Linked DNA regions of Homo sapiens: region 1 is linked to region 2. A link is a loop called in an ENCODE intact Hi-C map of the cell type or tissue named here. Cell type or tissue: PC-3. All regions are shown on one strand. Each heading gives the region's core, and the rest is flanking DNA. Links, peaks and the distances in the headings are about the cores only.

Region 1 (12,486 bases), core at 1,722-9,721, 200 kb after region 2:
ATGCAACAATATGTTTGTAAACACAGCCTAATAGACCTCTGTGAATTAGAACCATTCTTTCATTCATTCATAAAATGATTATTTATTGAGGGCCTGCTATATGTCAAGGCACCCTCAAGGCACCCCTTTGTTTGAATAATAAATGAAAAAGCAAATAAATATCTAATATGTGAAGCAGTGGTAAGTGCAACAGAGAAAAACAAAGCAAAGTAAGTAGAGTGTGATAAGTGGGTGGGTGGTCCAAGAAGGCCTCTCTAGTGAGGTTGCGTTTGAGCAAAAATCTGAATGAATTGAAGTGGCACTTCATGGGGTTGTCTAGGGGAAGAACATTACAGTCAGAGGGAACAGCAAGGGCAAAGTCCTAGAGCCACAATGTGCTCCTTGTAGTCCAGTGTGACTGGAGTGGAGAGCAGTGAGGGGTGGTGTGGGCATTTATTTCTGTTTCACTCTCACAGCTATTGGGTCACTGATTCCCTGATTTCTCTAAAACCAATTATGTAGGGCCATAAAGGGTCTTGAAAGGACTCTAACTTTTACTCCAAGTGAGATGGGAAACCGCTGATGGGAAATGGGTAGTAGAACCACAGGATGTGACTGAGCATTTTTAGGGGATCACACTGGCTTTCCTGCAAAGAATAGGCTGTACAAAGTTAAGAGTACAATCAGGAGACTTGGTAGGGAGGTGGACGTAATCAATAATCCAGGTTAAGAAATGTTGGTGTCTCGGGTCAAGATGCTAACTGCAGATATGGTTGGATTATGGCTACATTTGGAATTAACTTCCCACCATCATTTCTAGCGCCTTAATTCATGTAGTTCTTTAGTGCAATTTCTAACTTAATATCTATCCCAGCATATAATAATTTTTGTATATATATTAGTCTACTCCAGACAGAAATTTGTCAAAAAGCAGGACATCCTCTTATTATCCCCTTGTATTTGTAACTTTCTAGCATACTAAGGGTACCCAATGAATATTTGTGAAATGAGTGCATGGATACGCATCCTTACAGATACAAATTAGCATTGTTTTTTAAAAAGCTTCAAAACCTAAGAGGGCCATGTAAACCATATAAACCAAGAATTACTTGGAAAATATTTCTAAAGAAGTGACCCAACAGTGTGGTGGGAGCAAATCAGAAGTAATGGCAAATGTTAGAGTTTTTAAATATTTATAGCCAATTTGTATTCTTAAGAGTATTTCATCTATTTATATTACTGATCTGCATGAAGTAAACAGATGCTTCCAGTAGCACATACTTCTACAACTAGTTGTTTCTTGACCAACACATTTTAGTAAAATGACAGTTTTAGTGCTTGTTTTAATGATGATATTGCAAAATAATTATAGTAACCATTATTTATGTGTTTATGAGTGTGTGCATTTGTGTATCATGAATGAACTAGAGCAAAGAAGCCCATAATATTGTCCACTAAAGTGGTCCATAGGCCAAACTAGCCAAAATGGAATTGTAAATTCCATTTTAATATTTGATAAACCAATACCCTATATCTATATTATATACACAAATGTTTATAAGTATAAATCTGCAAGATTTATCTAATAAATTAGAGTTGCGATCCTAATTTTTTCAGCTAAATGTAATTTTCCAAGCAATGGTTAAACCTAACTTAACAAAATATCTACACCGAAATATGACCCTTTTCTGGTGATAGTAACCTTCATTATCATCATTTATTCTAGACCTTCAAGGAATGTGTTGACCATTAAGTCCCAATATTTTTATACTCTATTGTGATCCTCTGAAAATGGATCATTCTGAGTGAGCACACCAAATGAAGTTTTTTAAAAGAGGAGGGGAGGTAAGTGTTCTAACTGGAGGCATTTGGACATTTATTGTGTTTGAGAATGTAGCCAATGTGGCTACAGAATATGAATGTTGTGCTATAGCCCTGTAGAAAACAGAGTTATTTTGGGGAAGACAACCTTTCTATGTAAATAAGGAAATATGGCTATTGTGTATGAATGTAAAAATATAGGGGAATATGGACAGTCTATAAATGAAACCTGGTTTCATACAGTAACTTTTGGAGATAACTCATGTAATCTGTTTTTCTTTGAGCATCAAAGATCTCTCTTAATTAAAACAAAATTGCTCTAAGTGACCCTCTGAACAATGATCCTGTGTTTAAAAGGCCAAGAAGGGTAAAAACAAAAACATCATGACACTGTCACACCACAGCCTGAGCACTTTATGACTGATGTCATAAAATGTAGATCAGCAATTCATAGGAAAGGAGGACACAAAGTAGATATTAATTAATCAGGTATGAAATAGATGCATTTTTCTATGTAACATGGTAATGGGATAATTACTGACCTATTTTGGAGTCCATGCAAAACTTAGAAAACGTATGTCAGTAATAGGAATTCTCTACTCAGATCCTAAACTCTCTCATACACATTCTCTCTCTCTCTCTCTCTTTGTCTAATAACCCAAGTAATTAGTTAAAAATTTTAGAAGACTTCGTAGCTGTCATTGTTATTATTCTAATTAAGTTATATTTTGCCCCCAAACGCTGTTTCTATCATAAGCACAGCCTGAAAAACTGAATGTGGGGTGGAAGTCAGAGTACATTTTTTCATAAAAGATTACTTTAAATAGTAATAACATAAAAATTAAAACACCATACTCTACCTGGGTGTTAAATTTTATTTCTATCTCGCTTCAAGGGAAATTTCTTTTATAGTAGCACTTAATTATTATGATTTAGACTATGATTTATTAAATTTAGCCTTTGTAAATAAATAATATACATTAGTTCTTACCTACTTTGATACTCTGTAACTAGAATAGCCTAAATATTGTGCTTAAGCCCACTGGCAGGACTTTTTCCCTCTCATCACAAACACCTAAATTGGAAAGTTCCTGTCTAAAGGAAATTATCCCAGAGTTTTAAAATTCATTCCTATTTATAACATTGAGAGAACTATTCCAATACAAAGAAGGAAAAGTTGACTTAAAGTAATTGATGTGACAAAATATAAACATTATTTCTAGAATATTCTGCATGTTAATCCAGGTAATCCACTTGAACTAAGATGTTATTCACACTTCCTATGAGCTAAGTTCTCATTCGCTGCCTGCATGCCAATAACAGTTAAATCCTATTGCCAGCATCTTCTGCCCCATATACAGGCACTCGTCTTTTTCTTTAAATATTTTTGTTTTTTTTATGTTATCTTGTCAAGGTGTCCATCTACCTCTGAACTTGATGAATATACGAAGACTTCCCATGACCACAGAACTATTTTCTCTTTCATATGACTGCCCAGATCATAAGTTTACCTTGTATTTTTTAGCCACTCCAGAGCTGAGGCACTTGCCTTAGGATGCTGAGTTTGTAGAATATTAGGTACCAGCCACAGTCATCTCTGTCCATATGCAGCCACCACGATCATTTGTTCCCACAGTGCTCCATGAACCATCTTTTCCACACTGTTTCATTGTGTTGGGCAGAAAATCTTGTAAAACATTAAATTGGTGGACACTCATTTACATGAAAGATGACTCAATTTTGAGGATAAAATATCCCTAAACATCACTGTAGTGCTGAATATCAGCAAACCTTTTAACTGGCAGAAAACTATCTTTTCCCTTTCCTTCTCAACTTACTCCTATCCATGAAGATGCCACATTTTAATTCTGCTGCATTCTGTCTCTTGGCATAATCCCATTTATTGCCATTTATATCATTCCTACTATAGCAACTCTCCCCCATACACATTCCATACTTAGAATTTCCCCTACTGTTTCTTAGCAAAATTCCCTTGTCCCAGGTTGGTTGTTCTCTGGGCCACATTCCAAGATACTCTAGAAGAATTAGCATGTGCTTATATGATAATATGCACAAATAACACAATTTATGACCTATCCCAACCACAAAGTGACAAATTAACACTTAGCATTATAATTACCCAAAGGATGGGAACTCCCAATGCTGGGAAATTTCAGGTAGACTTGTAGGAAGACAATATTTTGAACAGTGGTTGTGGCTTTCAATGTTCTTTGGGTCATTTGAGGGGTTGCTGATGCATTAGAAGAAGTAATACACAACACTGTACCACAAGCCGATGGTCCAGTTGTCATATAAACAGGTAATCAACATTCTTTGTGCTTCTCTGGTGTCATTTTCCTTTCCAGGTCTTACTCATAACAGTCAGTTTCCTGCATGGTATTTGAACAACTTAGAGAGAATCGAGTAATGGTAGCGCCCTTCTTCAGTGAAGGTTTCTTCCTGGAAACAGAACCGGAAGAAGCAAGTGGTCAAAGGTCACATTGGATCAGCTACAATGATGGACAGCAGGGAAGAGTCTCAATGGGTACTATTGTGTCCACGCTGGGCATTACCTGTGTTGCAGCCACACAGACCTGATTTAGGCTGCCCTTGCAAGTAGCAAGTACTAAACACCATTATTGTTTTGATGAAAAGGGTCCTGTGGATTGTTTTTGGTCTGCATGTTAACAAAGAAAAGAAGAAAGACAGCCAGGTTATTTCTTGAAAACAGCAAGAAAGACATTTTTCCCTTGAAAATGTACAAGATACATCTCCGCTGGAAACACACACATGCACACACACACACACACACACACAAACAAATGAAAAATCCTTTCATCCAGAATCTGTGGTTTGCTTTCTTTTATTCCTTAGTATACATGAGTATGTGAAAACACACAACACTCAGACATGCAGCCTGATCAAGTGATAATCTCTTATAATGTGCTTCTATTTAAAGCAACAAACAGATGGAGGGTTTATGAGTGAGGCTGGTAAAAGTAAAAGCAAATGACTGCAATAGTTGTACTTTTAATAGGATTCCCCACAATCCAAGACATTATTCCCTGAGGAACAAATTGTTCTTTAAAATTATGTTACTTAGGAAAGAGACAGTCGTCCTGACATTGCTGAGGCAACAGAGAGCTGCAGGACAGCCTTGAATTGCCGAGGTCTCTCCACTCAAGTCAGTGTCCTAGGGGAGGAAAGACAGTGATGTCAGGCACCACAATCCCCAAAGAACAAGCTCAGTGGAATAGGATAAAAGGAAGAAAGACCAAAGGGTAAAGGGGGTACAAAACATGTCTGGGCCCTGATTGAATTTATTACTTTCTACTTCTCAACTTTGAAAAACAAGGTTTGGGAAATTCCTACAGATTTAGGATAAACATGCAACATGGGTTCTACCTCTGCCAATTCAGACCAAAGTCTAGCTCTAGCACAGCAAATTTTGGTTAACACACAGTGGAACTGTAACCAACCCAGCACTTCATTATCACTATCCCTGCTTAAGAGAAACAAAGCTGACTATAATTCTATCAATAAGATGAATATACCTTAGTGATGGCCTTTAGGTAATTTATAATTAAAGCTAATCTTAATTAAAGTTATTACACCATTCTGGAAGAAAATAAACAACCCAAAGAGAGGGAAACAATGTGGTCAATAACTCACTCCAAAAATATGTTTTGCCTCCAAAGCTCACATTGAGGGAGACATTCCTGCGCATGATACAAATGGTTCTGACATTAAAAAAAGTAAACAAGTAAGAAAAATAAAGATGGAAAAATTCTGTGGTCAGTTCACAAGTGCTTTTTTATTGTTTGAGGCAGGGTTAAAGCCTTTTATAAAGACAAGGATATATGTGTGGCTAGATTGGATATGACATCTGACTCGTCTAGCTGCCCTTGCACAGAATTCTGGCTGCCCATATTATGCCAGGGAGAAAACATGTGTTGATGCTTCTAAACAATGACCCAGGGTGGGACCAAATGCAGATAATTTAAAGCATTTTTCCAGTGCTGTTTTGTAGATCAAACAGAGAAAAGGTACTCAAATCCAGTTACTAATGGATTTGAGAGATAAATGCAAACATTCAACATTCTCCAATTTTTCATGGTTTTGAGGATTTTAATGTTAACTTGTCTAAAGAACTGATTAACAAAGGTTGTGTAATCTCAAACAGGGACTCCTGCCAGCCTCAATACATGTCATTCAAGGCCTGTGTTGACTCAGTGGGCCAGAGGCTATGTAAACGGGCTAGAGCTGAGAAAGTAGGTTCTCCTTGGGCAGCTTAGGGATTCTGAGTCCCCATAGTTTTACAATAGCAGCTCCTAGTCCCTCAGTATCTATAACTTGGAGGGATTCTCTTTCAGGTTTTGCTGTCATCAAACTGACCTAATACTGGGAGGACAATGAACACTTGGTCTAAATGGAAGAAGCAGAAAAATAAACACTATCGTGTCAAGAACAATCAATCAACCTTTTGAACATCTTCTAGAGTGATTTGACTGGTGCACCAGCAAGTTAGATAAACTTTGAGTCACCCAACTAGCAATGATCACACTTATGTTCCTTGTGACATTAGTGCTAGTGCACAGCCAAGCATACAGGAAGACAGAGCACTGTCTCACAACCTGTGGATTTGATTTCTGAGAGGTCATGACAAAGATGCAAAATCCAAAAGGTTTGTGCCTTCTATAAAAACTCTTTGGTCTGGTGGGTGTTTTCAACAGTCTTAATTTTGTTTTTTAACCTCCTGACCCTTCACTCTATCTTTCATCACCTCACTCCCTTTAAATAGCACCCAAAGGAGCAAGCCAGCCCCACGCACAAGTATGGCCACAGGCATCACTGGAAGTGTGTACGGTTAAAAATAAATTAATAAATAAGAGTCCCTGGTGCAACCAAACCCTCATGCTGAGAAAGATGCCTTATGCCTTACACTGCATCATATTCAGGGCAAGAAGTGGATTTAGAGTTGAATGAAACAAGATAAAAGTCCACGCTTTTGTAGTCAGGGATTTAGGGAAAGCTATTTACGCCAATAAAGGGATTGTAGCAACATGAAGCCAGCCATAAATGTATGACCTGGCTGGGAAGTTATACCTTGTTCTCCGAAAAACTGCAAACTGAAATGCACCACCTGTCATAAAATCGATGCTAAAGGAAGGTGGAGGGGAAGAGACGGGAGCTATGTATATGCAGAATACAGGACGTTAAGATTTAAAAGGAGTGAGGGAGAATGGCCATCCCCTAAACTGTGACTATTTCACTAAAAATAAGCCCACAGCACGATGGTATCAGAGGGATTTCAATTCAATAGGCGAGCTGAGGACAGTCTTTCTCACTTGACTGCAGCCACTGAGCATGTCCAGGGAGGCCCCAGGTGTGACCTCTGCTCCCCTGTGAGCAGTGGCAGGACCAGGCAATCTATCATGGTGTTCATGCTGTCAGCCCTGTTGCTTTGCCACCGCTGTCTGTCACCCTGGTGGATGAGACCTGCTTAAGGGCAATCATGTCAATCTCTATGTGACCACTCAGTCTAAGGCAGAAGGATCATCTTGACAGGCCTGGCAAAGTCAGCGGAAGGTACCAAAAGCTGAAGTCATAGCTTTTCCCAAAGAGAGGCAATGTGGGCTATTGTTTTTTCTTTAGCGTTTTCTTTATTTTTGATTTCCCTTTTGATTTTATTTTCATGAAATGGGTGAAGGTATACAGAAGTTGGCTTCAGAGCTGGTCATCTCGGATAAACCTGTTGCCCTCTGAGTTTTTCCCATAGTAAACGTAGCGACACTTCCCCAGGACACCTGCAAATAAAAAGACACACATCATTACAGGTGGCACACTTAGCATAGCAGGGAAACACAGGTGCTGAAAAGCAGACATGCAAGATAATCATAGATCCAATGGGCAGCAGAAAGTGGATGAAGCTCCAGAAGGGAAGAACTCTCCCTTTTTGTCCTCACAGACAAGAAGATTCTGTCAACCTCAGAGTTGACATTGAAATAAAATGTCACTACAAGTATAGGCTCCTAGGAATATCACTTTCTGCATGACTTCTCTTCCACATGCTAGGTACTTTTCTAATTTGGCCAATTACTCCCCAGAATGTAGCCTCTCCTCACGCCAGTTTCCCTTAGTAGAGTTTCAAAGAATGGAAAATTAAGAGTTTAAAGATGAACCCAGCCCAAGTAAAAGATGTAGAACAATCTTCCCAGAATGTGACTATTTTGATACCCTTTATCATGAAGCAATGTTGTTGACTTCCAGAGAGAATATTCCAAATTCTGGCAGGCACCAGGCATTGAGCACATATGGGATGATTAAGGAAGAGAGGTGGTGTTGACAAAATACCATATGAATGGCCGGGCGTGGTGGCTCACGCCTGTAATCCCAGCACTTTGGGAGGCCGAGGCAGGTGGATCACAAGGTCAGGAGATCGAGACCATCTTGTCTAACATGATGAAACTCCGTCTCTACTAAAAATATTAAAAAAATTAGCTGGGCGTGGTGGCAGGTGCCTGTAGTCCCAGCTACTCGGGAGGCTGAGGCAGGAGAATGGCGTGAACCCGGGAGGTGGAGCTTGCAGTGAGCCGAGATCGCGCCAGTGCACTCCAGCCTGGGCGACAGGGAGAGACACCGTCTCAAAAAAACAAAAAAACAAAAACAAAAAAAAACACCACATGGACAGGAACAAGAGCCTCCCATTAAATGGCTTCTTACAGGAATCCTGAACTCTCTTTCTCTGGTCAGAATGCATTTGATTTCCATTTTCAGTTTTACTTTAAGTAACTCTGTGGCTCCGTATAAGGCTCTCCTCTCATTCAAGGAGATTGTAGGAGACTTAACAATGAAAAATGCCCCTACAATAGGGTTGAACTTTTTAATCAACTCATTATTTATTCTAAATGCCCATAAGAAATCACTTCCATAGTTATTATGAAAGCTCTGTAGGATTATCAAGGAAAAATCTGTTTTGTTTTTGCCACCTGCATTTTTATTTTCTTCTATTTTTAGAAAAACCTATTTTAAATTCAGTTGGACAGAGTTGTCTTAGCGCTAATCGGACTTGAGTCTCTGAACTGTACACAACTAGAAAAAAACAAAGAAAGGAAATGTCCATAAGACAGTCATTCAATAGCCACAAATCTGCCTGTGAAAATAGCTACCTAGGGACATGATGATTTTTTTTTCCATCAGTGTGATAGTGTGAAACCAACAAGCCCATTTTTTTTTTTTTTTTTTTTTTGGTTAATTTGTGATAAATTAGCACTTGAAATTAACCAGGTTCTTCACATCAGAAGTTCTAAGTAGTAAATATTTTTGCAACTGTAAAAGAGATGTTTCTCCACTACAAAACTTCAAACCTTATTCTTACATAAGGATCAAAATGACTTTTAGAAACTTTTAAGGACAGAGCAGATGCTCCCTGGTTTGGATGGCTTGGAACAAAGCTAGAAATTGCTGGGGTCAAATAGTCTATCAGAGTTGGCAATGGAGAGAGGGTGACATTGTTCCACGGCCTCAAAGCTGGCCTTGGGCTCACTCTCATTAGTTTTACTTCCTGCCATGTTCCCATGAGTAAGTTTACTGTGGCTCATTCCTCCTCCTTGGTCATGCTTTCTCCTTGGCCCCTAATCCCCAATTTCTGGTTTTCAGTATTGGTCTGGTGCCTGGAAACTTTGAGCTTGGATGGAACCTCACTGAGACCCTTCTTGGGACCTAAATTATTCTTTTAGTTGTTGGCATTGAGCTGTTTCCTTTATCGTGCTGAATTATGTAGCCATCAGCATTGTACTAATATTGTCACCCATGCCAGGATCCTGCTGGTCTGTGGGCTTGGCTGATCAGGCTCTGCTCCAGGAATAGCATCCACTACAGGCCTGGGTGGGAGTGCCTCAGTTCTGCCAGGTATCCACAGAGGGCTTCCTTAAACATAATTGATTCAAATAAACCCTGAAGAATGTGGAAGCATGGGGCCAAAGGATGCTAATTTATTTCTATGGCACTAGGATAACATGAATTTTAATAAAAAGGAACAGATAGGTCTGTCGGATGTCATAAAGAACACAATCTTTCTCTTAAGCAAAAGGATGAAAGGCAAACACACACACACACCACACACACACACACACACACACACACCACCCACCATGAGTGCCCTCTCTCCAGTAAACTCTCCAGTACATTCACGGATTCAACTGCTTTTTTTTTCTTCCCTTTCTCCAGGGTAAACTTCGACTCCAGATCTCACTTACATGCAACTTGAATGGCAAGTGCCGCCCTAGAAACAGGCTGGATGCTCCTGGAACGTGGGCTGGGATGTGTTCTGTGCCACATTCCCGAGCCTTCTTTCTGGCTGGCATTGATAAAAGTCCTTTTTAAGGCCTACCCTGTTTCTTTGGGCCTGGAAGCAAGAATGTTTATAGACATCCTGGTGAGAGAAGGCTGTTTGATGAATGCAGGAGACTGCGGCTAGGTGTCAGCACTTGGAAAATGAGGCAAGGACATGAGGTATTAATATTGTCAATGATCTCTTGACAGGAAAACAGATACTGCATTCACTGTCAGATTTAAATAGACATCAAGTGCATTAACGACAAAAGGGCAGACTTCAAACAAAGGGGCTGTGTGGTGAAGAGCCGAGCTAGTCTCTGTGCTGGCAACAGCCTGATCTGAAAAGACACCATCAGGGTTGCAGACAGGCCCAGGATTGTGTGCGGTGACAGAAAACAGAGATACTGACAGAGATACCAGCGCCATATTATGCCAAGGATATTCTAACGCTGCCTGCGGCTCTAACGAAAGCTGACATCACTCCCCATCACTTGGGGTCGTCTCTGCCTGCCCCTGCAGAACATCTCTCCCCAGACATCATTACAAAACTCACTGTGGCTGCAAAGGTCCTGGCAGTTCTGTTCTGCTGGAGTGGTGGGGTCAAGGGGCCTAAGGATAACCTCAGTCAATCTAAATTTGGAATTTGCAGGAGGAGCACGCCCGACCCCACTGATATCTTGGCTACTTGAGGTGATCAGAAGGCCATTGTGTGAGGAGCTGTCACCTTGAATAAACTCCCAGAAAGGACGGCACTCAGTCTGTGGGCTGCTCCAGGAAGGCGTGGGGACGGCCTGGCAGTTGAAAATGAGATCCAGCTGCTGGTGCTCGCCCGGGGAGAAAGGTGCTCTGGCTAGCAATGCTAAGAATCGGCTGAAATTGTCAAACTCAAACCATCTCCAGCAGCTGAAATTAAGCGAGAATTGCCTCTGTGAGTCTCCTCCCAGAGCTCAGAGTTGGGATGTGATTACCCCCAATATGTGACTTTTGTGTTCAAAAATAAATAAATAAAATTAACCAGGAAAAGCAAACATGCACGAAACAGCACAGTCCCATGTGTGGCCACAGGCCTTTATTTATCATGAAGGTTATTTGTAAAATATGAGGCTCTGCTCGTAAATTAAGTGAGGTGGCATTGTGTTTCTCTCTCCCTCGTCCTCCCCACAGCCCTTCTTCTCCCGCCATGGCAACTGCCATCAACTGTGAAAATTACGGAGGGAACAGTTTGCTTGCAAAGAACATTTTGATGGGGAGGCACTCCGAGGCTGGAATTTGGGAACCCGCTGGTTTGTGACTCAGTAGGCAATGGTTTCTCTACACATCTGCAACGGATTCATTTGTTTCTATCTCTTCAAACTACAACTTCTTGGGACTGGAGGGGGAACAACACATTTAATGGCATATGCAGTGTTTTTAATTAAAAGATCTGGCTTTGGCCATAGTAAGTAAAGCAGGCTTGCCCTGTGTCAGGCTGACGTGCAGCTGTCTGTGTGGGGTTTCTTTTCGAAAGACCCTGAAAAATGACAGGGCAACATCCCCTGGGGAATTCTCTCCTGCCAAATGAGACTCCTAATTTTTCTTAAGTAGCCAGCTTTCCCATCACCATAAGCTGTTAAAGCTATAATTATGAAAAAAAAGTATCAGGAAGAATCTGTTTTAAAGAGGCCCTTTATCTTTTCCATGTTTTTCCCCTCTGGAATGGACATCCTAATTATGCAGGTTAAGTTATAACCTTGGGGCTGCCTAAGTGGGTGGGAATCAGCCTCCTTTCTTGGATGTGAGGCTGGGACTGCAGGGTCAGTACCAGAGATTTTGCTGGGGGAGGCCCTGAGAGCCCAGTCCAGGGAAGGGAATTCTTGCACATCCATTCATCCAGCATCCTGGACTCCCTGATTCCTGGATGGCCTCACACTTCCAGCTGCAGTTCAATAGTCTATTTAGTAAGGGGAAGTGGGGGAAGACCTGCATTTAGATCCAGCCCTGCCCCAACAGTCATGTGACCATGTACACATCCCTTTCTCTCACTGGGCAGGTTTCCCCATTTGTAAAACAAGGGCAAGGGGCCAGATAATCTCAGAGGTTCATTTTAGCTCTGAAATAGGTGATTTGGCATTTTCCAATGTTTTCCTTATGAAGATGAGAACACCAGGTCCAATATTGCCTGATGCAGGAGACAAATTCAACAGGTCAGTCAATAAAAAAATTGATTTGGACTAAGTCAGCCCTTGAAACCCATCCAGCCTGTAACCCCACAGTATAACCTGGATAGAAGGGGGCCTCTGGGGGACCCCAAAATCCTTGAGGAAAGGGTTTTCATTAACTTTCCTGCAATCTGCATTTCATACAGCTAGA
Region 2 (12,486 bases), core at 1,821-9,820:
TCATTTGTTTTTAAAAGGGTACCTATTGGGTGTTGAAGATATCGTGGAGTGTATATGAGTAAGCATGGAAGCAGGGATGTGAGTTAGAAAACTACTGCATTAGTCCAGGCAAGAATGAGGTTAACTTGCACTAGGGAGGAAGCTAAAAGACAAAGAGGATTCTTTCAGGACATATTTTGAAGGTAGAGCTAAGAAAACTCAATAAGCTATGGATGAAGTGAAGTATCATGAAAGTGGAGGAAATCCAGCCTGGCCAACATGGTGAAACCCCGTCTCTACTAAAAATACAAAAAAAAAAAATTATCTGGGCGTGGTGGTGCGCACCTGTAATCCCAGCTACTTGGGAGGCTGAGGCAGGAGAAATGCTTGAACCCAGGAGGCAGAGATTGCAGTAAGCCAAGATCGTGCCACTGCACTCCAGCCTGGGCAACGGAGTGAGATTCTGTCTCAAAAAAAAAAAAAAAAAAAAAAAAAAAAAAGAAAGAAAAAGAAAGAAAGAAAGAAAATGGAGGAAACAAGGATAACTTCTAATTTTGGAGGTTGAAGGAAGTTAGTGGATGGTGGTGCTGTTAAATATGTATTAAAAATATGTACTGAGGCTAAAGATATGTAACTTACGTGGGCTATTTTGCCAGGCATCTGGTCAGTACTTATGTTCAGAACAGCACCAAGCAGAGATAAACAGAATCAAAAGCCATGACAACATTGCTTGAAAACTTTAATCTGGCTATGTCTAAAGCCAGAGACGTGCTGCACTTGCTAGTTATGTGAGTCAGTAAACCACCTTTTTGCTTAAGCTACTTTGAGTTGAGATTTGATCAGTTGCAAACAAAAATTGTAGACGAAAATATTGCCTCATTGAATTTGGAAGGGAAAGACAATTAACATTTGAATTCCTTGAAGCTGCCAAGAGTAATACATTCCAGTCTCAATTAAAGTTAAAATAACTTTATGTTTAAGGTTGAGAGATCCGGGGCTCAGAGATAAGAGACTTGCCTGAAGTTGCATACTTTTTCAGTAGAGTTATGATTTGACCGCTGATGTATCTGACTTCAAAGACCATGCAATTTATATTACGCCATTCAGTAAGAAAACATAGAAACTAGATTTAAAAATAATAAAATATACTTTTTTGATTTCTCTATTTCTTTTAGTTTCTTCTAGAGTTCCAAAACTGAGAGAGAATAAAGATGATTATTGAAGCATCAGAGAAATAGTTGAATCTCCAAGAAGTTTCTTTAGTAGATGTAATGTAGTGTATGAACTGTTAAGCAATCAATCATGGGTGGATTTCAAACCTGCTAAAGTGGAATATTTCTAGCCTAATTGTCCATAGGCTAAGGCTGGAAAACGTTGTCTTTTTTTCCCCTTGCTCAGGGAGACCAGATTTCATATGTATGCAGGAAATGTGGAGCCAAGCTAACCATTCATTTCCATATTTCCAAGCAGGCTGGGTGAGATTGACGAGGAAGGGCAAGTTGGGGATATAAAATCACCATCACAGATTCATGCTGGGAAAACTCTTCTCGAGAGCTGTACAGAGACAGGAATACAAGAGGGGGTTCTTCCTAGGTGGAGAGAGGTGATAATTAAACATAATTTGTAGAAGAAAATTAATAGTGATGGACTTGAATCCTTTATAGCAAATGTAAATTTCAAAGCAATTTTGTGTTGAGAAGTAAAAAGCTGTAATATATGTCTGAGTGGTATATGCTGACAGTAAATGGTCCTCTTGTGTGGTGAGTTATTAAAGACTTTCATCTCGTGGTTTTCGATAATGAAAAGGGAGGCAGTTTGGGTACATTTTCTGAGATATGTCCCTTACGTTGATTTAGCTTGTATGATCAGTAGGTTATCTCAACAGCTGTATGGAAAAGGTTAAATTTGCTAAAGAGGTAAAAGACGAAAATGTGAGAAGCATGCTACTTTAGAACCATGTATTATTTCCTCTCTGATACTAACAAACTATGTCTAGGGGTGACTCATTTAATCTTTCTGAGGCTTCGTCTCCACACCTTGTCCAAATATCTTGTCCATGGCTTTTTCCAACTCCAATTATCTCTGATTCCTTTCTTTGATAAAAATATCTTCTTGAGAATGAGCTTTTCTTCCCCTCTTTAAGGAGCTATCCCTGAAGAAATCTCAGGGACATTTTGCTTAGGTAATTTTCTCTCTGTTTGAGAAATTTTCTTCCTTATATTTGAAATGGATTCAAGAATCGGCTCCAGGACTAGATCTCCTTCATTGAACAAGGTACACAGATAGTGAAGGATTAAAGCCATACTGCAAAGCCTGTTGCTCAAGCATTCACAAAGGCCTGCAGAAGGAATTTGTCTAGGTCAAATAGGTCACAATAGAAATACCAGGTCACAATAGAAATAACTATTGGCTTGGGAAGTTCTTGAATGTTCCGGCTGTGAGTATTAGACCACAAGGAAATGAGAGGTAGGACTCTGAAATAAGGAAGTGGTCATATTTTTTGATAGTTTACTATATATATTAAACATCAGAGGGGTTAAAAATGGGGACTTCATGTTAATAGATTTTATGGACCTTAATAATTAATGCATGTTCTAGAGCAGAGATAAACAGAGTCATCTTAAATTAGTATGATATACTTGTCAAAACTAGTTAATTAATACTGATTTGTTATTGTTAACTAAAGTCTACACTTCATTTGGATTTAATCAGTTTTTACCTAATGTTCTTTTTCTGTTCCAAGATTCCACATGTAAAGAAACTTACATTTGGTCATCGTGACTCTTTAGAGCCCTCTTGACTGTAACAATGCTTATATTCCTTATTTTTTATGACCTTGACACTTTAGAAGAATATTAGTTAGTTATTGGGTAGGATGTTTCTTAATTTGAGTTTGTCTGATATTTTTTCTCATGTTTAGACTGTAATTCTGGGATCTCTGAAGACCATAGAGTTGTAACATGTCATTTTTATCACATTATATCAGTGTACATACTGTCAATATGACATATCACTGATGATATTGATCACTTGATCACATGGCTGAGGTAGTGTTTGTCAGGTCTCTCCACCGTACAGTTGCCCTTCCCCTCTCCCCTCCCTGCCGGTGTTCTATACTATTCTATTTGGAAGAAAGCCATGAGCAACCCACATTAAGGAAATGAGGAGTTATGCTTCACCTTCTTGAGGAGAAAGTAACTACATACATTGTTTGAAATTCCGTATGGCAGAATTATCTATTCTCATTTATTTATAAATTTATTTAATAAATTGTTTATATCAATAAGTGTGTGTGTATATATATGTATATATATGTATATATGTATGTATATATGTATATATGTATATATGTGTATATATGTATATATGTGTATATATATACACACATATATATAGTGCTTTGGGTTATATTTCAATACATTTTATTTATTTTGTTGTTCATAATGTTCCAGCCTTGGCCATTGGGAGCTCTGACTGCTGGCTTCCATGTGTTCTGACATAACCCCATTGTTTTATTTTATTTTTAGTCCTTCCTTACTTTCTGACATTATAAGATGCTCTAGGATCATCTTGTATATTCTTTGCTCTAGCCTCATAATCTGCCATTTCCTCCAGGAGCCCTGGTTTCTTTTATCAGAGAATGGTATTTGAAACCAAAGTTTGGGTGCTAGGCATGCTCTTTGCTAAGGAGTGTCATTGATTCTAGGCCCTTTCAGTGGGATGAGGTTGGAAATATATGTATATACTAACTGTGTAGACAGACATATCTATAATTATTTTTACATTAATCCACCTGTATCTAAGTTAATCTAAAGATAAGTTTACACTGATATTTTCAACTCCAGTTCAGTATTCTATGATTCATTCTAGCTTTCCTTGTCTGTAACCTCCAAATCCGACAGTGAGAAACCTGGCTCCCAGGAGCTGTCATCCATTTACTTATTTATTCAATCTCATCATGCATGCATAGTGTGTTGAATTGTCAATCTGTACTCTTACGAGAAATAACTTTACCAACTGGAGTATGGTGCTTATAGACAGTTTCTCTTGACTTTAGTCTTATAATTTCCATACATTTTCAAAACTACTTAGGTCAGTACTTCTTTTCCTCTTACTTGGTAAGGTATGTCATATATTTATAATACATTTGGACTCATTTGACACAGTCTGGGCTCAATCTTGGGATCTCCACACCTCCTAATTGATTTCTTAACATTTGCATTTATAGAACATACAGTAAGGTTCGCTTTTGGTACCGTAATGTTTCATGAGTTTTTACAGATTCATAGTGCCATATATCCATCACAACAGTATCATGGAGAATAGTTTCATCATCCTAAGAAATCTTATGTGCTTCACATATTCCGTTCTACCCACCTACCCTGCAGGTCTCTAGCAACCACTGATCTGTTTTCTGTCTCTCTACTTTTGCTTTTTCCAGAATACTATGTAAGTGGAATCATATAGTATGTGTTGTTTTTAGTCTGGTTCTTTTACTCAGCCATACACATTTAAGATTCATCCATGTATTTGCTTGGATTGACAATTCATTCCTTTATATACCACTGAGTGGTGTTCCATTATAAAGATATATTATATTTTATATTACATATATTACACTAACCATTCACTTTTTGAGGGACATCTTTGTTGCTTCCAGTTTTAGTAATTCTGAATACAGTTCCTATAAGCATCTGTGGGCTGGGTTTTGTGTGGACATAAATTTTCAGATAAGCTGGATAAATACATACAAAAACAATTGATGGATTATATAGCAAGACTGTGTTTAGCTTTGTAAAAAAAAAGAGTCATGCTGAAAGAATTAAAAGCAATAACTTGAAGAAAAATTCATACACCAGTATTAATAGCAGTAGCCCCAAAGTGGAAACAACCACAGTGTCCATTAGCAGATGAATAAAAAAATGTGGTATTAATATATCCATTCAATGGAATATTATCTAGTCTTAAAAAGGGAGGACATTCTTACACATTCTACAACATGGATGAAATCTGAAGATATTATGCTAAGTAAAATAAGCCAGTCACAAAAGAACAAATACTATATGATTCCAATGATTCCACTTACATGAGGTACCTAGAGGAGTGAAATTCATAGAAACAGAAAATAGAACTGTGGTTGCCAGTGGCTGGAGGAAGAAAGGAATGGCCTGTTACTGCTTCATGGGTACAGAATATTATTTTGAAAAGATGAAAAAGTTCTGGAGGTGGATGGTGGTGATGGTTGCACAATAATGTGGATGCTCTTAATGCCACTAAACTGCACACTTAAACACAGTAAAAATGGTAAGTTTTATGTTATGTAGATTTTACCACAATTGAAAAATACCTCGTCTAAACAATAAAAATCGAAAAACTGCCAAGTTGTCCTCCAGAGTGGATGTACTATTTTGTGCTCCTACCAGCCATGAATGAGGGTTCCTGTTGCTCTACGTCCTCACCACATTTGATATTGTGAGTTTGTTGTTGTTTTAGCTATCCTAGTAGGTGTGTAGCGATATTGCATTGTGGTTTTAATTTGCATTTTTCTAATAACCTATGATGTTGATAATTATTTCATGTGCTTGTTTTCCATGTGTACATCCCCACTGGTGATGTGTTTGATAGATATTTTGCTCATTTTTCAGTTAGGCTGTTTTCTTCTTGCTGAGTTTTAAGATTTCTTTGTATATTCTTGATACGAGTCCTTTGTCAGATACTTGATTTGCAAATATTTCCTCTCAGTTTGTGGCTTTTCTTTTAAGTCTGGTAACAGTGTATTTCAGAGTAGAATTTTTCATTTCAGTAACATACAACTTATGTATTTTCTCTTTCATGGATCATGCTTTCGGTTTTGTATCTAGCAAGTCATCACTAAACCAGCATTAGATTTTCTTCTAGAAGTTTAAGTTTTGCATTTTACATTTAGTTCTGTATTCATTTGGAGTTAATTTTTCTGTAAGTTGTGAGGTCTGTGTATACACACACACACTTATGGCATATGGATGCCCAATTGTTCCAGCACCATTTGTTGAAAAGACTATCCTTTCCCCATCAAATTGTTTTTGCATCTTTGTCAAAAATAAGTTGACTATATTTATGTGGTATCTTTATCCTTTTCGATTGGTCTGTGTGTCTATTTTACCAACACCATGCTGTCTCTAATGGAAGTGTAAGGCATAGTATGTTTTGAAATTGAGTAATGTGAACCCTCCAACTTTTTTCTTCTGCATTTTCCATATTGTGTGGCTGTTTAGGTTTTTGCTTTTTGTATGAGTTTTAGAATCAGTTAACAAAAAAAAGCTAGCTGGGATTTTGATTGGCGTTGAGTTGATTCTATAGATCAAGATGAGAAGAACAGACATTTTAACAATTATGATTATTCCAATGCATGAACATAGGATGTCTTTCAATTTATTTAGATCTCTTAAAAATGTCTTTTATCAGTGCTTGTAGTGTTCTGCATATGGATCCTGAACATATTTTTTTGATTAATATCTAAGTATTTCATTTTTTGTGATATTGTAAATGTTATTTGTAAAATTTTAAATTTCAATTGTTCATTTGCAGATACAAAGGAAAGCACCTTATTTTTCTATGTTGAACTTGTATCCTGTGACCTTGCTTCTCATTAATTAGTTCCAAGAGGTTTTTTCATTGTTGTTTGTGTTTTTTTTTTTTCTGTAGAATCTTTAGGGTTTTCTACATAGACATCATGTCATCTGTGAATTTCTTCATTTCCAATATGTATGACTTTTCTACTGTTGCCTTATTTTATGCTCTAGGATTTCCATTGTAATGTTGGAAAAAATGTAGAGAGAAAGGATATCCTTGCTATGTTTGCAAAACTATGGAGAAAGCATTCAGTTTCTTTAGCTACAAGGTTTATATATATATATATATCTTTTACCAGGTTAAGGAAGTTCTCTTTATTCTAGCTTTTTTTGGTAAATAATAAATTAATGTTAAATTTGTTAAATTTGATGTATTTCTCCGTGTATCGATATGAAAATGTTATTTTTCTTATTCAGTCTGTTAGCATAGTGAATTACATTGATTGGTGATGTTGAACCAGCCTTGACTTCCTGAACTGAATTCCGCTTGGTAGTGGTGTATTATTCTTTTTATGTATGTCTCAAGTTAATTGATGAGCATTTTGGTAAAAAATCTTTTTGTCTCATTTATGAGATACATTCACTTATAGTTTTCCTTCTTATTATGTCTTTATCTGATTGTTATATTAGGGTTGTACTGGCTTGATAAAATGAGTTGGGAAGTGTTCTTTCTTCTTTTATTTTCTTAAAGAGGTTGTGGAGAAATTGTATAATTTATTTCTTAAATATTTGGTGGAATTCACCAGTAAAACTACCTGGAACTAGTGGTTTATTTTTGGAAGGTTGTAAACTATGAACTCAATTTTGTTACTATTTATGGTACTAGTCAGATGATCTGTTTCATGACAGTTAATGTCATTTGAGACATTGGTCTATTTCATCCATATAAAATTAGTGGGCATAGGGTTGTTCACAGTATTTCCTTGTTATCCTTTTAATGTCGTTGGGAGCAGGAGTAATGACCCCTTTCTCACTCCTGACACTGGTAATTTGAATCTTCTTTCTCTTTTTCAGGTTTAGCCTGTCTAGAGACTTACCAATTTTTAATGATCTTTTCAAATAAGCACTTTTTGGTTTTGTTTTCTCTGTTGTTTTTCTGGTTTAACTTTTGTTGATTTCTGCTCCCATTTTTTAAAATAATTTCCCTTCTTCTGCTTGTTTAATTTGTTCTTCTTCCTATAGTTTTCTTAGTTGAGTGACTCTAAATCGTTCTCTTTTTTAATAAGTGTATTTAAAGCTATAAGTTTCCCTCTAACCACTGCTTTTGCTACTTCCCATACATTTTGATAAGTTGTATTTTTACTTAAGTATTTTAAAATTTCTTTTGATATTTCTTTTTGACCCATTATTTAGAAGAATGTTGCTTAACCTCCAAATATTTGGGCATTTACCAGCTATCTTTTTGTTATTGATTTCTAGTTTAATTTTGCTGTAGTCTGAGAGCATATTTTGTATGATTTACATTATTTTTTTAAATGTATGGCATACTTTATGGCCCAGTATATTATCTATCTTCATGGATATTCCATGTGTCCTTGAGAAGAATATGCATCCTGCTGTCCTTTGATGGGGTATTCTATGCAATGCCAACTTGATCAAACTGATAGTGCTGTTCATGTCACATATCTTTACTGATTTCAGCCTGCTTGATCTGTCAATTACTGGTAGAGATGTATTGACGTCTCCAAATATAATAGGAGATTTGTCCATTTCTCCATTCTTTCTATTAGTTGTTGTCCCATGTATTTTGAAGCTCTGTTGTCAGGTACACACAGGATTATAAGTGTTAGGATTTCTTGGAGAACTGACCTAACTATCTTTATGTAATGTCCCTGTTTCTCTTTGAAATATTTTCCTGTTTTGAAGTATGATTTGTCTGAAATTAATATAGATACTCTAGCTTTCTTTTGATCCTTTTCCATCTCTTTACTTGTAGCTAAAATCTTTGTATTTAAAGCAGGTTTCTTCTAGACAGTGTATAATTATGCTTCTTTCTCTGATATGACATCTCTGATCTTTAACTGTGGTATTTAGACCATTTACATTTAAAGTGATTATTTATACAGTTGTATTAAAATTTACCATCTTTGTAACTGTTTCCTAAGTATTATGTTTGTCCTTTGTTTCTTTTTATCCCGTTTCTCTATCTTCTCTGGCTTTAAGTGAGCATTTTATAATTCTCTTTCATCTCCTCTCTTACTGCATCATTTATACTTACTTTGAAAATGCTCTTAGCCACTGCTTTAGGGCTTATTTTATATGTGCGTATAATTATATATATTATTTTACATATAAATATATATTAAAATAAAATAAAATACACTATTATATATAATATAAACATACTATTATATATAGAAATGTATATTCATATACACATAAAATAATCTAAGCCCACTTTCAAATAACACTGTACTACTTCAAATATAGTATAGAGACCATATAACAGAGTATTCCCAATTTCTCCAACATCTTTTATAAACTTTTACTAATATATTTCACTTATTCATATGCTATGATAACCTAATGTATTTTTACTATTATAGCTCTGATAACACAGTTTTCTTTTAGATGAATTAGGAGTAATAAAATACAATATTCTATTTTTAGCTTCATTTATTTCTTTTCTGACACTCTTTCTTGATGTAGTTGCAAATTTCTGGCCTGTGTAATTTTCCATCTGTCTGAAGAACTCGTTTCAATATCTTTTTGTAGTGCTATTCTGCTGGCAATAAATTTCCTGTTTTTGTTTGTCTGAGAAAGTCTTTATCTCCTTTACTTTTGAAGAATAATTTTGCTGAATGTAGAAGTCTATGTTGACAGTTTGTTTTTTTCTTTCAACACTTTAAATATTCCACTGCACTCTCTTCTTGCTTCCATGGATTCTGACGAGAAGTCTGCTTTGTTCTTATCCTTGTTCCTATATAGGGAAGGTTTTTCTCCCACCTCTGATTTGTGTCCAGATTTTCTCACTATCTTTGGTTTTCTACGGTTGTGTTTTCTTGCTTGGTATTCTCTGAGCCTCTGGACACTGTGGTTGAGTATCTGTCATCAATTTCAGTAACATCTCAGCCATTATTAATTAAAACATTTCTTCTTCTGCCCCACTCTCTCTTTGCTTTCTGCTGTTTCAGTTATGCATATCTCCCCACAGTTCTTGAATATTATGTTCAAGTTCTGTTTATTTTTTTCTATTTGTGTTTTAGTTTGAGAAGTTGTTATTGACCAATCTTCAATTTCACTAATTTCTTCTTTGGTTGTATTGAGTGCTCTTATGGAGTCCATTGAAGGCATTCTATTTCTATCACTGTGCTTTTGATTTTTAATTTTTTTTCTTTCTTATAGTTTAACCTGTCTTATGAAATTACCCATTTGATCTCACATGTTGTTGATTTTTTCACTAGAACCCTTAACATATAGCCACATCAAATTCCTTATCTGTGAATTTCTACTTCTGTGTCATATCTGAATGTGACTGTGATGATTGCTTCTGGCTTTTCTTGAAAAACGAGACTGGCTTTTCTTGACTTAGGCTATGGCTTATAATTTTTGGTTAAAAGTCAATATGTTGTATCAGTAATGGCTACTCAGGTAAGTAGGTTTTTTTGGGGGGGATTTATGTTAATCTGGCTCTAAGATGGGCTGTGTGTCATGTTTGTTGTAGCTTTAGGGACCATTTCTTTTTTGTAGTGCCATTTCTTTTTTGTTTCCTCTCTTGGCTTTGAGGCTTCTGTTAACACTTCTCTTGAGAGGAGTCTATATCTTACAGATTTTCAGCTATAATCCTGTCATATTTTGGTTTGTTGGTGTGGTGAGTTGGGAGGGGAGGAAGGGAAGTCTCCATCTTTCAGTGGAGTTCTGTCTCGGAGTGCAGCCTTCACAAATGTTTTCCTCCTTTCCCCCAGGAATGTAGGTCTCCCACCTTGCCTGGCTACCAAGTTCCCAATAATATATTGAAAAATAAATAAATAAATATTTGAAGCTCTGCCCTCTGTTAATTTTTTTTTCTTTTTGTTGTTGTTCTCCTTTTTGTGTGTTACCTTAGGTAAAACATAAGACTAGAAAAGACTTCAGTGGGAAGGAAATCCATTGCCCTAGTTTCAGTAAGTTTTAACTGCTGTTCTACGGCAAAATATTTCTTCTTGGAGAATAAGCCTTTGTTACAGGGAAGGAAATGGGAGGGTTACACTTTCTGCTTTTCCCTTCCCCTTGTCAGAGACACAGGAGATTTTTTTTTTGGTTTTTTTTTTTTTTTTGGATCCTCACCGTGAAAACCTGGGGGGGGGTTCCTGGATGGAAAACTGGAGAAAGTGTGGGGGTTCTCCTTTGATTGCAGCCCCCAGGAATCTCTCATGATCAAGCTACTTAGCACTCAGCCTACAGCAATTTGTCGAAATTACTAGAAAAAGTAGTGGTTCTACAACCTTTGGCTTCCACTGGCTTCTGCTTCAGGTAAGTAAATCTCTAGTGCTGCATCTCTCTGGGTCACTTTTACCAGATTTTGGAGTAGCAGTATACCCTGTGGCCTCAGGTATCTGATGGGTTCAAGAAGAGTTGTTTATTTTCAGTTTGCCTAGCTTTTTATTGTAATGACAGGAGTGATGACTTCCAAGCTTCTTCCTTATCACAGCTAAAATGGGAAAAGCAACGTCTATATGGAAAAAATTAGATGTGCTCCACTTCAAACTTAGAGACGTGCACACTTTGCACAAATAGAAATATAAATTGAACAATTAAATTGTGTAAGATATAAGCAACACTTTAAAAACCAAAAATACATAATACAGGTTTTCTGTACTCACCAAAAGATGAAGAGAAACTTGAAAAGTGGAATTGGTGGAGGAGACATGCAAGGGGGAGACTCTTGAGAAAGTGCATTCATTATTTTGCCCCTCTTTCTTATTTAACACTTTGTAGCTTCACTCAAACTCTTTTTATTTTATTTTATTTTATTTTAGATTCAGGAGATACATATGCATGTTTGTTACATGAGTATATTGTATACTGGTGGGGACTGGGCTTGTAGCGTACCCATTACCCAAATGGTAAGCATTGTACCCAATAGGTTATTTTTCAACCCTCAGCTAGCTTCCACCCTGTCCATTTTTGGAGTCTCTAGTGTCCATTATTTCCATCTTTATGTCCATGTGTACCCATTGTTTAGCTCTCACTTATAAGTGAGAACATGTGGTACTTGGGCTTTTGTTTCTGAGTTAGTTCACTTAGGATAATGGCCTCCAGCTCCATCCATGTTGCTGCAAAGGACATGATTTCACTCTTTTTTTATAAGTACATAGTATTCCATGGTGTATATGTAAAACACTTTCTTTATCTAGTCAATTGTTGATGGATACTTAGGTTGGTCTCATGACTTTGCTATTCTGAATACTGCTGCAATGAACATATGGGTGCAGGTGTCTTTTTAATATAATGATATATATTTGTTTGGGTGGATACTCAGTAGTGAGATTGCTGGGTTGAATGGTAGTTCTATTTTTAGTTCTTCGAGAAATTTTCATAATGTTTTGCACAGAGGTTGAACTAATTGACCTTCACACCAACAGTGTCTAAGCGCTTGCCTTTCTCCACATGCTCACCAAACATCTGTTGTTTTTTGACTTTTTAATAATAGCCATTCTGACTGGTGTAAGGTGATATCTCATTGTGGTTTTAATGTGGATTTCTCTGATTATTAGTGATGTTGAGCATTTTCTCATGTGTTTGTTGGTTAAACTCTTACAAATAAAATTAAAGAACAGAAAAATATATACTTAAGGGAATTAGTGCTAATTCCAAAAGCATTTTGAAAACACATAGTAAAAGAGTAGACACTTCAGGCTGAAGAGTTGAAGAAGCAGCTCCTCTTAATCCTTCTCACTTGGCACATTTTCACAAA

The links. Peaks named below come from ENCODE experiments on the same cell type or tissue, not always from the same donor. Only the 100,000 strongest peaks of a DNase experiment are listed, where the experiment ranks them.
Region 1: a loop joins it to region 2, with 2.0 times the contacts of the local background. A loop is called at or near these places in 1 of 110 quality-filtered maps.

Annotation. Positions count from the first base shown.
Region 1 is chr10:76,552,330-76,564,815 of GRCh38, reverse strand. LRMDA (leucine rich melanocyte differentiation associated) reads right to left here. Exons shown (of 7, transcript NM_001305581.2): 7 at 4,648-7,607. The coding sequence ends at 7,528. Among named protein-coding and RNA genes, the nearest start is that of KCNMA1-AS1, 330 kb to the left of the region's middle. In PC-3, for the core only: no CTCF peak of the experiment used is centred there; DNase peaks (open chromatin) are centred at 5,695 and 6,025; H3K27me3 peaks cover 459 bases.
Region 2 is chr10:76,748,085-76,760,570 of GRCh38, reverse strand. No RefSeq gene overlaps it. Among named protein-coding and RNA genes, the nearest start is that of KCNMA1-AS1, 130 kb to the left of the region's middle. In PC-3, for the core only: no CTCF peak of the experiment used is centred there; no DNase peak of the experiment used is centred there; H3K27me3 peaks cover 6,648 bases.